Regions from separate parts of the Homo sapiens genome. Here region 1 is linked to region 2. The links are chromatin loops, found by intact Hi-C in ENCODE. Cell type or tissue: Calu3. All regions are shown on one strand. Each heading gives the region's core, and the rest is flanking DNA. Links, peaks and the distances in the headings are about the cores only.

What was found. Hi-C counts contacts between places; a loop is a spot of excess contacts. Peaks named below come from ENCODE experiments on the same cell type or tissue, not always from the same donor. Only the 100,000 strongest peaks of a DNase experiment are listed, where the experiment ranks them.
Region 1: it touches region 2 in a loop (2.1-fold over the local background); 6 of 110 quality-filtered maps call a loop at or near these places.

The regions. Positions count from the first base shown.
Region 1 is chr2:58,757,541-58,765,885 of GRCh38, forward strand. All of the region lies in intron 2 of LINC01122 (long intergenic non-protein coding RNA 1122), which reads left to right. Among named protein-coding and RNA genes, the nearest start is that of LINC01122, 240 kb to the left of the region's middle. In Calu3, for the core only: a CTCF peak has its summit at 4,877 (motif pointing right); a DNase peak (open chromatin) is centred at 4,841.
Region 2 is chr2:58,866,559-58,874,903 of GRCh38, forward strand. All of the region lies in intron 3 of LINC01122 (long intergenic non-protein coding RNA 1122), which reads left to right. Among named protein-coding and RNA genes, the nearest start is that of LINC01793, 350 kb to the right of the region's middle. In Calu3, for the core only: no CTCF peak of the experiment used is centred there; a DNase peak (open chromatin) is centred at 4,363.

The DNA of each region.
Region 1 (8,345 bases), core at 100-8,099, 110 kb before region 2:
ACTCACCAGGGAAAGGTCTCATCATTTTAAGTATCAAATTGCCCTAGAGCATTATTTGCTGGATTGACTCTTAAGAAGACCTAAATGGTAAAGAAAAAGATCTCTGGCCTTTGAAATATTTATATGAATACACAGAACCAAGATTTTGTTTCATGTGTAAATAGTGAATTAGCTTTATTCATTTGATAAGGAAGCAACATACACCAAAAGCACTGAAATTGTCTTTTTCTTTTTCTAAACTGCTGCTTTTTTCCAGTCTGTGTGCCCATCACGCACAGTACACTTGGTCAATGCATTCAGTGAGAACGATGATGGTTAAAGGTTGGATTTCATTTCCTTGACAGTCTGCAACCAGAAGATGACTCTCTGCTTTGGATTCTAGTGGTAGTTCGCCCCGTGTCACTTTTGGTAAGGATCCCACAGAATAGTCATGCAATATGATGTGGACAAGGAAGATGCAAACATTACAGGATGTGCCTTTTTATAAGGCATTAAATTACCTTCAATTCTTTTCTTTTCTGGGTGAAAGAGAAAGATGAAACTGAAGGCTCGAGAGCACCATTGAAAAGCAACAGGCCTCGCAGATGGCTGACCCAGATAACTGATAGCATGACATTACAGCCTCGCTCTGTGTGGTGAGCTCTGGCAACCCTGAGCCCCCTGGCTGCCCGCCACTAACTGCCAGGCTAAACTTTGCTTCCTGTGGTCACTCTGAAATTGTCGTTAGCCTAATGGAGGGGCTCCCCACCCTACCTACCCACAGACCAGGCCTCGATATTTCCTTCTGCATCACCTCTTGAGAGACTCACTGCATTGAAGAACTTGGGGCATTCATGAAACTTTTGTCTTGAGTCTAACATGGCTTAGATCAGTTCTCTTCAACCAGCTGTACTCCAGTGCCCTTAGTCACGTGGAAGAGTTAAACTCTTACTTCGTTCATGCCAAATCAACCCTCAGCAAGAAAACCATTTCTTTTTAAAAATGCAGAGAAATGTACATTGTACTCCATAATATGTCTGTGTTTTAATTTCTTAAAGTATTTAACAACCATCACCTGCTGCCATGACTGCAGCATTTTAGAGAAAAAGTGATGTTTAGTGTGATCCTTAAACCAGCAGTATCAACATCATCTGGGAACTTGCTGGAAATGCAGATTCTCAGACATCCACTTACAGAATCAGAAACTCTAAGGGTAGAGCTTAGCTATCAAGCTCCACTGGTTCTTAACAAGCTCTCTAGGTGACTGTGTTGTATAATAAAGTTTGAGAGCCATGTGCTGTGTTAACCTGGGGACTGTGAGTATTTTCTGATGTGGGTACTCTCAGGCATGTCATTCCCAAATTGGAGAAGCAGAAGATAGTTGATGGGAGCAGAGGTTCTTCAGTTTTTTTTTTTTTTTTAAGGAAATGTTTACATATGGGAAATACATATGGTCCCCAACTTACAATGGTTCAACCTACTATTTTTTTTAACTTTACAGTGGTGTAAAAGTGGTACACATCCAGTAGAAACTGTACTTTGAATTTTGATCTTTTCCTAAACTAAGATAAACTCATGACTATCTGTAGCATCCTCATCATCCAGCAATTAATTTTAGTTCAGTGCTTCAACATTCTTCAGGCCTACTGTGCCTTCAGCTGTATACATTAATGATGAATACTCGTACGATGATTCTGTTTTTTACTTTTGGTACAGTATTCAATAAATTACATGAGATATTCAATGATTTATTATAAAAATATGCTTTGTCTTAGATGATTTTGCCCAACTGGAGGCTAATGTACATGTTCCGAGCATGGCTATTGATGTTTGGTAGGTTACATATTGTATTAGTTCATTAGTTCATTGTCATAAAAACCTGAAGCTGGGTAATTTATAAAGACAAAAGGTTTAATTGGCTCACAGTTCTGCAGGCTGTGCAAGAAGTGTGGTGCTGGCATCTGCTTCTGATGATGGCCTCAGGAAGCTTACAGTCATGACAGAAGGTGAAGTAGAAGCCAGACCATCACATGGCAAGAGCAGGAGCAAAAGAGAAAGGGAAGAAGTGTTACACTCTTTTAAACAACTAGAACTTGTGTAAACTGACTGAGTGAGAATTCAGTCATCACCAAGGGATGGCACTAAGCCATTTATGAGAGATTCACCCTGATGACCCAATACCTCCTACCAGGCCCCACCTCCAACACTGGAAGTCACATTTCAATGTGAGATTGGAAGAGGACAAACATCCAAACCATATCAGTGTGTTAAATTCATTTTCAACTTATGATGGGTTTATTGGGACATAACACCATTGTAAGTCAAGAAGCATCTGTACTTACTTGGATGTACCCAAAGTTCATTGAGTTGGCCCTTTCATAAATATTTACTGAGCACTTACTGTGCAGGCACTCTTCTGTGCATTAGAGATACAACTGTGGACAAGGATAGCCAATAATCAAGTGTAATGTCAATAGAAATAAGTGCCACAGAGAACAATATAGCAGTATATAGGATCAAGAATGTCTGAGTTAGGATTGCTCTTTTGGACAGGGTGATCAGAAAAGGGCTTTCTAAAGAGGAAGCTTTTGAGCACACCTGAGTGAAGTAAAGGACCAGGTTATGAGACTGTCTGGTAGAAGATATTTCTAAGCAAACTGTGGATGATACCTTTGTCAGTTTCTCCAACTTAGAATAGAGAAGCCTCGATACTGAGAACATTTCTTATCTTTTCCTTCTGGGCTCTAGGTCACTGGGACTCACTGTCTCGTTCCCAAGTCAACTCTGTGCTGAAGACACGTTCAATAGGAAGAGGTGGTTTAACTCTTCTGGCAAATATTATGCATGGTGGCTGTCCCTGAGAGTATCTGCTAGAGCAAGGGGTCAAGCATTGAGTCCTAGGCCCTGGGTGAGCAAGGGAACCAACTGGAACTCTAGACCTCTCTCTCACATCTCCCAGAGCAAAAACTAGGAAAACAATTTGCAGTGTTTTTACTCCATAGATGACATTGAAGTTCTTCTCATGTCTGGATGTAGTGTATGGATGTGAATATAAATCTCTCACAAACTTTCGTACTTTACTAGTAGCAGCAACACATTACTTGTAACCTTACTTTGTGAGTATTCCAGGCACAGCACTTTGTCAAGACAAAGCCCTAGGTTAAAAAGTACTGTGAGAGAGGTCAAGGTAACAGATTCAATCCCTATCTGTGGCAGTTATCATTCCCCTAGAGACTCATGACCCTTCATAAAGTGGATTTTTTTTTAAGTAAATACCATTAGCATCAGGGAGCATGGGGCATGGAAGTACAAGTCATTCTCACCAAAGGCTTGCCAAATAAAGGCAATATTGACAGAGGGTTAAGACGGAAATTAAACAATTTGTTTGTTGCAAAGTATGGTGGAGGCTGAGATTCAACTAGCAGAAGCAAAAATCATTTCTCTTTCCTTAATTCATAGCCCTTTTTTTTTTAATGAAAATATTCAATGAAAGTAGTATTCAACAGTAGTTTATGATCCTGAAGAGCCACTCAGGGGTTTCCCCCTTCATCCTACTGAAAATGCACAGAGACTTCACAAGAGAGTTTCACTGAGCAGCAGTGGTGATAGTACAACCAGGGCTTTACCTGTCTTTGAAGATGAACAGCAGAACATCCATCATCCATGAGACCCACTGTGCTACCAAAAGCGTAAAGAAAACCATGAGTGCAGTGTTGTGATTCCCAAAGATATTTCTAATGATTTTCAAAACAAGAGCAAGAAAGGAGTCACAATTGTACTCTATTCCCACTTGAGATACAAAGGACATTTTCCCCAGGATATGGGGACTGATTAAGCCAGCAGTATCAACATTATCTGAGAACTTGTTAGAAATGCAAGATCAAGCACTTTCTTCTCATTCTTTTTCATTCATGTGCTTTCCCTCACACTGCTTTACTTTCTCTGCCTTTCATTTCTCTGGTTTATCACTGGCTCCCTCATCCTTCAGCCCTTGGATACAATGTGAAGTTTGAAACCTCCAGCAGTCCTTTCCTTCAAAGAAAGCATGTAACCCCCACACTGGAATGTCTTTGGAGCTGTGTGAATAAATGTGTTGAGAAGGAGTAGATGGTTCCCAGGTAATTTTTGCAGACAGAACGGCAATCCAATTCTGGATCTGCAGTCAAACCATCTGCAGAGATAAACATCAGAAGCAAATTTGTATTTGTGGGGGAAACTGTCCTTCGTCCTCAACCCAACATTGAATCTGAAATATTTACAAGCTTTATTACATGTAGAATTGGTTTTTAATGCTTTGAGGTGTTGTGTAGGTGAAAGGGAATGGAGCTGATAAATGTAGTTACATTCTTGCATCCATTGGTGACACAATTTTCCAAAAAAGTCATTTTGCATGTAGAAAAAAATAATGATGGGGGAAATGAAATAGTGTCATAAAAATGTATAAAATAATCTGGCAGGGCTCAAAATTTGAGAGAGATTTGAGGCCAAGCAAAAGACTCTATCAAAAAGACTTTAAATGCTATCTCCAATTTTCTTAAATTTAGATAATAAGAACATAACATTTTTCAATCTAAAATGATTCCCCTTGTTGATGGGGGTCTGAGAGCCAGGGCTGCAAGACTGTTCATTCTGGTTTATCTTCAGATGAAATCCAGCCATGGGGTTCAGGTGGAGGGCATCGAATTGTTGTGAGAAAGCAGTGGTGTAGAAATCTCTCATTGCACCGGCATCAGACTTTCTCACATACACAGAGATAGAACATTATAATTCTCCGCCCCACCCTGCATTCTTGTGGGATTTAAGAAATTCCTGCTCTCACTTTCTACAAGGGCTGGTGTAGTTCATGCTGGTGCCAAATTGGTCACAAGGGGGCACCGAAGTGCCACAAATTTTGCCCTGGGACCTTTCTACACATGCAAATTTCCAGCAACAGAGGCCACAGAACTGTGGCCCTTCAGGAGCATTCTTCCCAAGCTTGCTTGGCAGAGGCATCACCATGGTGGTTGGAATCATAAAACATCGCCCACAGTTTGTGTCTGCCCAAGTGTCCATCTTGGTGCCAGTTTGAAAGTATTCCACCATGGTGGTTGAAGCACCATATTAAGGTTCTTTCTTTAAAATATTTTTTTTTCTTTAGCTAATTCAGCCCTGCATCATGTTACTTTTAGAGAAATTGTTACAAAAATCCATTTGAGAGGAATCTGTTAATTAAAAAAAAATTGATAGTACACTTTCTAACAATACATTTCAAGTATTGGTGTCCTGAATCTATTCCTAACAGGGAAACTATTATTTTCTTTTTTAACTGTTTGCCAAAGGAGACAGTCATTTGTTTATTTATTTACTGTGCATTGTCTTTCCTCTTTACCTGAAAAGTGAAGAATTGGCAGGGTTCTTGCTGCAACATGAAGAACCATGGGATAATTTCATGGAGCAACAGTGAAGTTATATGTTAGTTTCTCTCACTTAGAGAAGATGGGGAATTTGACTATTGATTTCAAATTTTCTCTGTCTGGGCAGGAGAGCTTGTATTTTATTAAATGCAGTCAATTTGTGGTGAAATATTCTTTTTATTTTTCAAGATAGATTGCTGATTTACTTTAGAAGGGTGGGAAAATAAGTCTGTACCTGCTGAGTGCTGAAGAGAAGTGTTTATTTGCTTTATTGATTTGATCCATTTTTGTGAGATGTTTTCTATGTATTTTTCATTTGGCTACAAAACCTGCCCACAAATGGTCCTGGCTGTTGTACTGCTTCAGCATTCTGGAGAATAGCTCCAAAGAGTAGAGTTTGGAATTTGCAAATAATTCTTTTGTTGGAGAAGCCTTTCGTGGAGAGAAGCTCTGTGCCTCGGATATGGACAGGCTTATAACAGCAACCTCTATACTTTCCAGTGATCTTGATTGGTTAAGTTGTCTTACGGTTCGAGGGTATGAACAAAATAAGTTTTGGCTTCCCAGCTAGGACCCTCAGATCATTGTTAAGTGGGAAGCATGATCAATCACAGGTACTAACATAAATACCAAGAATATTAAGCTTTCAAAAATGGTCCTTCTGGCCTTGAATTCTTTATTTGGTATCAGAGGATGAAAGCTTCCTGTTTAAAAACAAAATGATGATACTGCTTCCGATTGAAAACTTATTCATTTATTTAAAAGCTAGACTTAAAAAAAGCTAGACTTTTAAAAGGCCATTCAATTATGATGAGCAAGAAGAATGTCTGATCTATAGTTTTAAGTGGAAAAGTATAATGTACATACTATGTATATAAAATTTTACTCAAAATTTTACATACAAGATGTAAAATGTGAGTATGTTTATATGTAGCAACTGGGAGGCATTTTGGATTACATAGGCTATTTTGTAGGGATTTAGATTATAGGTGACTTTAAACAAATTTGGTTGTGTTAATTTTAGAACATTATTTATGCTAAAAAAGAGCATTGGATACTTTTGTAAAATGATGACTCCTTTATGTGATTGGGACTAATTATCTTGACATTTTCTGGCTGAGTTAAAAAATTTTTTGAATGTTGGGTTTCTTTCAAGTCATATCTGATTCCATTAGAGTTGACCATTTCTACTTTCTTTACAGAGGAAATCAGACCAAGATTTTTAGATCTAGACTGGAAAGATAAACATAAATTTTATTGCAATTTAAATTACATATAGTATCCATCCAATTTTGACAGAATAGGCTCAGGATTCATTGATATTTTTTATTTCTTCGATAATGAGGTAGAGAAAATAAACTTGACAAATTCTAAACTATACTCAACTGTTCTAGAAATAATATATAATAAGCTTCCATTAATGGAATGACCTGTTGCAATGAAGTATATTTTTAAAAATCCTTATGTATATATTTCAAGATTAGAAAGCTCACACACACACAATTTTTTTTAATATATAAAGGAGAAAACAGGTTTGTCATACAATTAGTTCATATACATATGAGGTCAGTTAACTCTGTTCAGCTTTTAGTCATGCATAGAAGGATAGCTAAAGATAGCAGATTCAACCCACTTCATTTCCTATGTGCGCCTAAAGGCACTGATGCTGAGTTTTGGCAGAGAAAATAAATTCAAATATAAGAGGATGTAGGCATGTTGATTTCCAGACCAGAGAAAGAAGTTAAAGAAGTAACTTTGTTTTGGATAGAGGTGGGTGGGAAGGACGCTCTCTTTGAAGTAATGTTCGGAGCTTAGATGATGTTCTAGGAGCCTTTCCAAATTTAATTATTTTTGTGCTCAGTATTTCAAATTTCAAATAATTACAGTTATCTAAATTTCAATACAGGCATATGGGTTCCCCATTTCCTGTGACTTATAACTGTACTTGTTTGGGGGAAGGAAGTTTCAAAGGTGAGATTCATTTTCATGGTGGCTGTGGTTGTTTCCATTGTGCACTTTTCCAGGCAGTTGTTGTGAAAGCAGCCCAGGAAACTTTGCTTATCACTGGCTAAAAGGCGATACTTAAAGGTGAGCTTTTGGGTGGTGGAGCAGGAAGTGGTGAAAGAAATACATAAGAAAGTAATCTTGGAACAAAAGCCTTGCCAATTTGTTCATTCTTGCATTTTTAAAAAAAAAAGAATAATAAAGATTCGATAATCCTGGATTCTCAGAGCAATGCTTCCATCACTGTGCTTCATCCTGAAGAGCAATTTGTTCATCTACATTAGGTTTCTTATTTATATTCACATATGGATAGGTATTTCTTTACATTCGGCTGCCTCTTATTATATACTGAAAAGACAATATGCTTTTCCAGTCTTGTAGCATTGTTGCTGGTTTGGGACATCCCCACGTATTAAAAACATGCAACTGGCATAGGATGTTTACCCCATTAATTAAATTTTTCCTAATGCAGTTTATTGTGGGTGCTATTTTCAGGTCATGCTTCTATTTGTAGTCTCTCTCTCTCTCTCTCAAGTAGATTTTTAAAAAAACAGGTCTAGAAATCTTTGTGAAACTTAAAAAAAATTATATGGAGTTATAAGCATTTCTTTCAAATTAACGCTTATTTAGATACCTAAAATGTTATCACCTGGAGTTTTTTTTAATGTAGATAACTCAACTTGACTTCTATTTTTTTCTTGTTTAAAAGTTTGTTGTTGTTGTTGTTGTTTTTAAAATGAGAGTTCTTATTGATGGGAGAATACTGAGCCCCCCTTTCCCTAATATGTAGATGAAAAGGGGAAATTAATGATTGACTGAACTTTTCACTTTTATCCAGATGTCTTTGCTTTCTGTCTACTTAGCCTAAGTGTGTGTGTGTGTGTGTGTGTGTGTGTGTGTGTGTGTGTGTGTGTGTGTATGTGTCTACAGGCATGTGTTCTAACCCTCCAGTCCCAGGTAGAAATTGGT
Region 2 (8,345 bases), core at 308-8,307:
TTTTCCCCCATTTATTTCTTGTTTGATAAATATGTCCATCTTTTTGAGAGAGAGAGGCTGCCATGAAGGAGTTATGTGGGAATCATGGCAAGAGGCTGCTCTCTGGCTGTCTGCATCCAACTCAGTTCCCCCTGTCTTGCCCTGACCCCCTGTTTTACCTGTAAACCAGAGGGTGTGAGAGATTGACTCTCAGCTAGCCCAGCCACTGATTTGCAACCAGTGGGCACCTGCTGCAAGTTCAGAAGGTTGGGCTGAAGTGGGAACTGCATTATCCACAGATATTTACAAGTCTGACAACTTCATGCATATCTCTTATGAGATTGCCTGACCAGCCATAGCCATACCTGGTTAAAAGGACCCTCACTTACTATATCCTTGCCGATAGGCTGCCATTTATTGTGCATCAATACCCAGGATTCCAGAGCACCATTTGCTTAAGTGGCAGCCAGACCAACATTAGGCCCAGTTGTGAATGAGTCAAAACATATCTTCCCCAGCTCGCTCTTTGTCCTCTCTTACTTTCCTCCTACTCCATCCTCTCATTGACTTTTAGACCCTTTTCACTCCATAAATAACAAAGGTTCATGGAGCTCTGTGAATAGCTTAGCTTGGTTAATGTTTTCCACACTTGTTCTACAAAGAGCCTTTTACCCAGTCCCTACCCTCTGCACCAAGCAGAGCAGTGCTTCCATTCTTATGTGTTTTTATATATTGAACATGAATTAAAGGTTGACTTAAGGAAAGAAATCTACTGCTAGAATGTCTTTGAAATCTACCACTTCTATTTAAACACACTCATCCTACAGATGAGGAAAATAACTTCCAGGGTGGGATCAGGGCTCAGAACATGATACCCCAAAATATGATACCTTGACATGCTGAGTATTTTTGAGCTGAAGGAGACAGGAAAGCCTCTGAAGCAAGAAGGTCTCTCTGACCTTCTCCTGCTCTTCTGTCTCCCACTCCTCTTACTCCCCTAGAGCAAACCATAAAACCTAGAAAGATCACTCTCTGACCTACCTCCTCTGAAAATTGATCATCAGACCCTCATGCGACAGTTATCCTGCCCTGTACCTGGAGGGAAGGAGTACTACCACAGAGGAGCCAGGAAGAATCTGAGCAGACAGGCCTTGCTGGGTTTCCCTGCCTTAGTCTATTACCATTAGACTATACACTTTTAACCAATTATGTTTTCTACAACTATCTGTGTTTTCCCCCAAACTTAACATAAAACATGCAGTTTTCCCTGAGTCTTTTCGTCTGCATTTCTGAAGGCTCCTGGTTTCACATAAAACATTGATAAATAAATTTGTTATGCTTCTCTCTTGCTGACACATCTTTTGTTATAGGAGTGCTGGCCGTGACTGCTGTGGTGCGTAAGGAAAAGGTATTACCTCTTTGCCCCTATAGTGGTTATGGTACTTAAACAAGTTAATTTGGTGGCTGAGTCTGAATTAGAACTCAGATTTCCCTAGTCATCCTCCTGTGCATTTTCATTCGTATCACCCTGTATAAAATATTTGTTCTCCCTGGGGCTTATGCGTTTTGAAAAGAGTCAAAATTTAGGTTCATATTCAATGATAGACTTTAGCAAACTCTACAAATGAGCTTTAGTCATAAGCCACAGTTGGAGGGTTCATGTGCTTGCATATGCAATGGTGGCCTTAAAACCCTCCCAGAGACTGAAATTGCAACATATTTGCTGGCCTCTTGCTCTATCCCCAAGGGCGGCAAACCTGGTGCTTCCTCTACCTTTCTGTGGCAGGCATCACAAGGATTTGCTATGCTGGCTAATGTCCCTGTTGTCTTCTATGAGAAGCTCTAATCAGAAATAGCTTCTGTCTGCAGTCGTTATTATGCCTCATGAGAAAATTCAGGGGCCATCTTCCTGAATGAGTAACGTGAACAGGAATGAAGTTCTCCAGAAGGTCTCAGGTTGACTCCATGATATCACAGTGCACCCACTCTATGCAAAGCTTCTCTGGGATTTCCATAAAAATTTCCACTATCTAAATCTCATTTGCATTCCTTTCTTAATTGATTCTGAACCAGCCCTCATTCCCTTAGTGATACCTCCATAAAACAACTTATTTCCACTCTTGAATAGCCACGCTAACAAGAATGGGTGATTTCTACCTGTGGAAGAAAAAGTATCATTCCAGTGTAAACTGGATTTGCCGCCCACGTTGTAGAAATTCTGCTTTCTTGAGTAATTGAGGTGCTCTTTTGAGATTTTTGTTGCCATTCCTAAGGTGAACTGTGCACTTAAAGATCTTGCTATACATTTGTATAATGCTTTATCAATTTATAAAGCATTATGAAATGCATTATTTTGTTGAATTCTTGATATGGTTTGGCACTGGGTCCCCACCAAAATCTCATCTTGAATTCTACTTCCATGATTCCCATGTGCTGTGGGAGGGACCCAGTGGGAGATAATCGAATCATGGGTGTGGTTTTCCCCATACTGTTCTTGTGGTAGTGAATAAATCTCACGAGATCTGATGGTTTTGTAAAGGGGGTTCCGCTTTCGCTTCTCTCTCATTCTCTCTTGCCACTGCTATGTGAGAAGTACCTTTTGCCTTCCGCCATGATCGTGGGGCCTCCCTAGCCACATGGAACTGTGAGTCCATTAAACCTGTTTTCCTTCCCAGTCTCAGGTATGACTTTATCAGCAGTGTAAAAATGGACTAATACAATTCTAAAAGCCAAACTGCCAAGTAGCTGAAGCAGGTGGAGCCAGGATACTAAGGGTTGGAAAAGGGAGATCACCTTTCAAGAGGGAACCCATGTTTTCTGACTCCTCAGTACCAAGCTCCACATGTTTGGGAAGCAGTCACTTGCTGGAGAACTTGGGAAAGAGATATACTTGCTAGGAGTTACATGAAAACTGTAGTTATTGCACTGTTTCCAGTATCCAGCAAGAGGCAAGAGAGTTGGAGTTGGCTTTCCTTGCATACAACCCTTAACCAGCAAAGCATCCCCACAGTCCCTTACTCTCATCACCTAGGTGCCATTTCCCTTCCACTTCAGCCCTACCTTCCCTAATTTTCTGACCTCCTACCTTATTAACTCTTGATTTTAGAATGGTGGAATAGTACACCCTTTGGGGGCTGATGCTGATGTGTGCATTTACCTGATTGCCTGCCTGTATTTTCATTCATGCATTTATTTAAAAATATCTAATCACCTTCTACTGTGTACCAGGCACTGTGTAGCAGGAAGAAGATGGAGATACAATGTTGAACAAAGTAGACTTTCTGCCCCCTTGGAGCTTGCAATCCTGAGGGTGAGGGGAAGATATTCTATTACTCAAAGGTTTTGCTTGCAAGCAATAGACTCTAAAATTGGTTAACTAGAGCAGAAATGGAATTTATAAATTCTCACAGCACCAATGGGAATCTTAATAACCAAATTCAAATTCATAAATAGGCAAGCTCTAAAGGAAGCTTGGTAGCAGGGCCACATAGCCAAGGTAGCGCTGCAGAACAGTCTAGGTTGTACCTGTCACTGCCACTGCTGTCCTGGAAATTTGGTGCCCTTGCAGCTTCATTCTCATGGCTGTCACCCTGAATAGTTTCTCAATTTTCTCTTTGTTTTGCTTTATTTCCTTAAGGTTTAAAATCTCAAGTAAGGATGTTAGATTGTTTGAGTCTACACTCTAGCTACATGCAGTATTAAAAGGGATAACTGGGTCCTTTCCTTTCTGTAGTGGGAGGTGAAGGTTTTCTCTTCAACAGCACACACCTCTGAGTTTATTCCTCAATCCTTGGGATCTCTTGCAATTGTGAAGGGCCATGTGAATCATGATAAATTTAAAAATCTTATACTAAGAGTAATGCGTGGCCAGTGAAGTGCTTCAAGGTTGAAAGTAATATGGGTCAGTTTACATTTGCAAAAGAAATTTCAGTGGCATTACAGTAAGTCTGGAACAGAAACCAGACAGCAACATGCTTTCCACAAGAAATTTTAAACCAACTAAATGATTTATATTTGAATTATAACTTGTAAAATTAAAGTAATTCATGCATATTATAATAATTTGGGGTAATTAATGCTAGATGCTGTAACAACCCCAAACTCTCATTGGCTTATTTTCTTATTCACATAAAGTCCAGTGTAGATGTTGTTAGTTAACAACAAGTGGTCTTCAAAATAGTTCTTCAAGGACCCAGGTTCTTTGCATCTGATGGATCCATCATCCCTTCTGGCCTTTGATTCTTTTTGCTGGAGACTTGGTATTTGATCAGGGATCAGGGAAAGAGAGAGGGTAAAAGATCATGTGATACATTTTTATGGGCTATGCACAGAGACGCTGTTATCACTTTCTCTCACATTCCATTGGCTAATACTCAGTCACATGGCCATCCACCTTCAAAGGAGGCTGGGAAATGTAGTCTGTGTGTCCAGGAAGTAAAGGGAACAGGTTTTGATGAACACATAGCAGCCTGCAACGTACAAATAGCTTAAAAATTTATAGGCACAGAGGCTTACAACAAAAAATTGAAAAATAAACTCTTTTCTACCTCCTAGCCCATTGGCAGTGCCCTGAGTAATGTACCTCTGATTCCTTTTTTAGAGCATGTGACAGCAAGATTGCCTCTATGTTTAGCTCAATGTAACATACATGTTGTGAAGCAGGAGAAAGCATTACATTTCAGATTATTAGAGTAATTCCAGGTCAAAGATCCAGAGTTCAGTGAGGTGTGTCACCCACCAGCCATTTGGGTTGAAGCATCAAGGTGTCCCCATCACTTTAGGGCAGGGTTTCTCAGTCTCAGCACTACTCACATTTTGGAATGGGTAATTCTTTGTTGATAGGGGCTGTCCTATATATTGTAAGATGTTTAGCAGCATTCCTTGGCTCTACCCACTAGGTAGTAGTAGTAGTAGTACCCCTCCCCTTACTTGTGACAATTGAGCATTCCCTGACATTGCATATGTATCCTGGAAAGTAAAATAACCCCTAGTTAGGAACCACTGCCAGAGAGGTTGAACCTGGGAGACTCAGAGAGAAGAAGACAGATTCTGTCACTGTGGGCCTCAGATGATGGCACCACTGAGTTTTAAAGGTAAGAATTCCCCTCAGCTTGAGTTGTAGAGAAAGATGAGGATGTGAAAGAATACCATTGCTGAGGTACTTTGGTGTGAAAGACGCAGTTAGGTACAGCACACCATCATATTACTTTAAGATCCAGGAATGACTTTCTTCGTGACTCCAGCCAATACTATTCTCCATGCCTCATCCTTATCACATCTACTAGTCAGAAACATGGCAACACTTGAACAGAAGTTGGGAGTTTAAGGACAAAGAAAGCTAGGTATCAACTTGATTTATCTAGCTGAGGTAGACCAGACCTTTTTTTTTTTTCCCCCTGAAGTGCAGCCCCCTGGTGGATAAAGATTTACTCTACATCTCTGATTCAGCTGCCCTGTGGAGACAGACATTAAAGAAGAATTAAGAATGAAGACAAGAATATTGATCTCCCTCACCAATCTCCTCTAACCGATACCTCTTAATCACAGAACAAATTGGAGTCCCGGTAAACTACTTTAATGAGCATCCATTCTATTTCTTAGTTCACATGATGGGAAGAGAAGCTATCTTGCTGTCTCCCTACCTGGTTTCTCTTTATTTGTGTTTGTAATTCACTTTCTCATACCATGTCTATATTTCATTTTATGTATACATGCATATATATATATACACATACACACACACACACACACACACACATATATTATTTCACATTTTCATCTGTGTTTTGCTGTAACACTGGAGGTTTATTATTTTAGATTGTTGTGAGGCACCTGAATATTTTGCAAGACAATGAGCCTCTAGAATCTTGGTATCCAAGGAACTAATTTCGTGCAGCAAGAGAAAAAAAAAAGGTAAGCAAAAGAAAACAGTAACTATACATCTGGATTCTAGACAGTGTTAGGATGGCATAACTTGTTCCCATCTGAGTGAATTCAGTGGATTTGTATTATACAGTGCCTGCTTAAAACGTGTAGCCAAATCAGAGCCATTCTTTAAATTAAAAACAAACCCCATGGCTTTTGCAGCACTGTGTGCCTTGTATTTGCAACTCTGTTCAGTGAAACAAACTCTTGTCCCAAGAGAGTGGGCAGACAGGAGAGCTCTTAGTGCACAAGCATAAATTTCTTCCTCCTTCCAAATGATATTTTATAAAATTGTAAAGGAAATTGACACCTGAAAGTGCCTGGGTAATGCCATGTCATAAACTTTGTACTGTAAATTGGAGAGCTGGGGTAGACTGTGTTTTGAGCAGCAGGCTACGTACCCAGAAACTGGGCCTATGTTCCCAGGCCTGTCCCTGGCTTTGTGTCACCCAGGGGAAATCAGTACTTTTGCCAGGGCCTGGATTACCCATCTCCAAAGTGTAGATAGATATACACTTTTGCTCCCTCCTTGTCTCTGTTCCCAGCTGTAACTTGCATTTTTGGTATTCAGAAAATAGATGAGCCAATGTTTATGAAACACTTCGAAACCCTAAGTAAAATAATCTTATGCAAGCCTAAGTTGTTATCAACTGTATTGTTATCCTTATCATTACAATGTACATGCTGTTGCATATTTGCAAATTACATACAGTAATTACCTGAATACATACAGTAATTCAAGTACCATTACTAGTACTTGACATTAGTATTTCATATCAACTTGCAGGGCAATAAATACTGCTGGGATGCTTTCACTTGACAGTTGATTATTTATTGGTAGCTCAGGATTTGTTAGACACTATAATTTAAGAGAATTTTAAACTTTGTCTGCCAGCAACTTCATAATCTCAGATATCCTGTGTCTGGTGATAGGCCTGTGCTGTAGGAAGTTCCCAGAATATTAAAGATTCAAGAAACCTGTAAGTGTATCTCCTTCAATGCTTCCATTTTGCAGATGAAGAGATGAGGTCCAGAAAGATCAAGTGACTCTCCCAAGCTGTGTAGTTAATGTGTCAGGACTGAAACCCAAGTCTCTGAATGTGCAGTTAATTGCTCTTTTCATTGTCTTGAACTATATGGCAAAGGCAAAAAAGAAGAAAAAGGGGGTACAGAGCCCAATTGTTTTGCTTGATTGCGTGATTCCCCAATAGTGACAGAGTTACACTGTTAAGGATTTAGAAAATGTCCCCATGGTACCTTAAAAGACTAACTGAAGTTGACAAGAAAGATGAAAACCAAATGTAACCCATGGGTTAGAGACATCAGTGACATGATTAGAAGACTATGGGATGAGTTTCCTTAGAGAGCTGTGGCATAATCTTCTAGTGTGAAGTTGTACTGCTGTCTTTCTGGCAGGCAAGTAGGTGGACTCCATTTTCTATCACCTTTACAGCTGGGATATAAATGAAGATTGTCACTTCCTGGCACTTAGTTGACCCTTTGCATAGAAAACACAACAAATTGGGTGTTGATGATGGTGGAGGTGATTATTTGGGTGAGTCCACATAGAGGAACTAGGCAGCCACATCACTGCCTATGGAGCAGAGATTCCTACTTACTGTGTGGGGACATTTATCATTGACAGATATTCTCCAGGTGGTCCATGGGCTGATATTTTTAAATCATATTAATGTTTTCTTCATAATACAGAATTGTTTCTGGCACCAATTAATAATGTGATTATGATATTTCATACAACTCAGACAGTCCCAGTTTGATTTTTTATCAGTGGCAATCTATCTTCTCATTATTTTTCCTCGTAGGGAATTCTTGTTTTCCAGTGTGTCATCAGAGATCACTCTCACTTTAGTAGGCTGAGATTTGAAAAGAAGTACTTATTTTTAGTAGAGAGATCCATATTATTCCTAGGAGCATGGAAGAGTAATGACACAGCATGATGCTGAAGTATGGTATAGTGTTGGAAATACTAGACTAGAAGTCAAAGGATTGGGAAACTCATCCCGACTTACATACCAAGTAGTTTTGTGATATGACAACTCACTTAACATTTCAGGGCCTTACCTTTCTCTTCTGTAAAATGACATAATTTGATTAAGTCAATTCTAAAGCCCCCTCTAGTCATAAAATTATAGGGATCTAAGTGAATTGAAAATTGATGGCACAATTTAGGAGAAAACTTCCTGGGTTATGGAAGATATTATTATAATTCTTGTGAAACACACAAATTACACCAAATGACCCTAGAGCCAGAGCCCTGCAGCCCTGAAGCTCCCAAGGTGTGAGAGGATAGCTTTATGTTTTTATGCTGTACACAAACCACCCTTTTCCCCAAAACAAGAAGCACATTTTCAACCATAGCTGTTGGGTAATTACATACCCAAACACTAGCCATCATAAGCTATATTGGTGTTTTGTACACC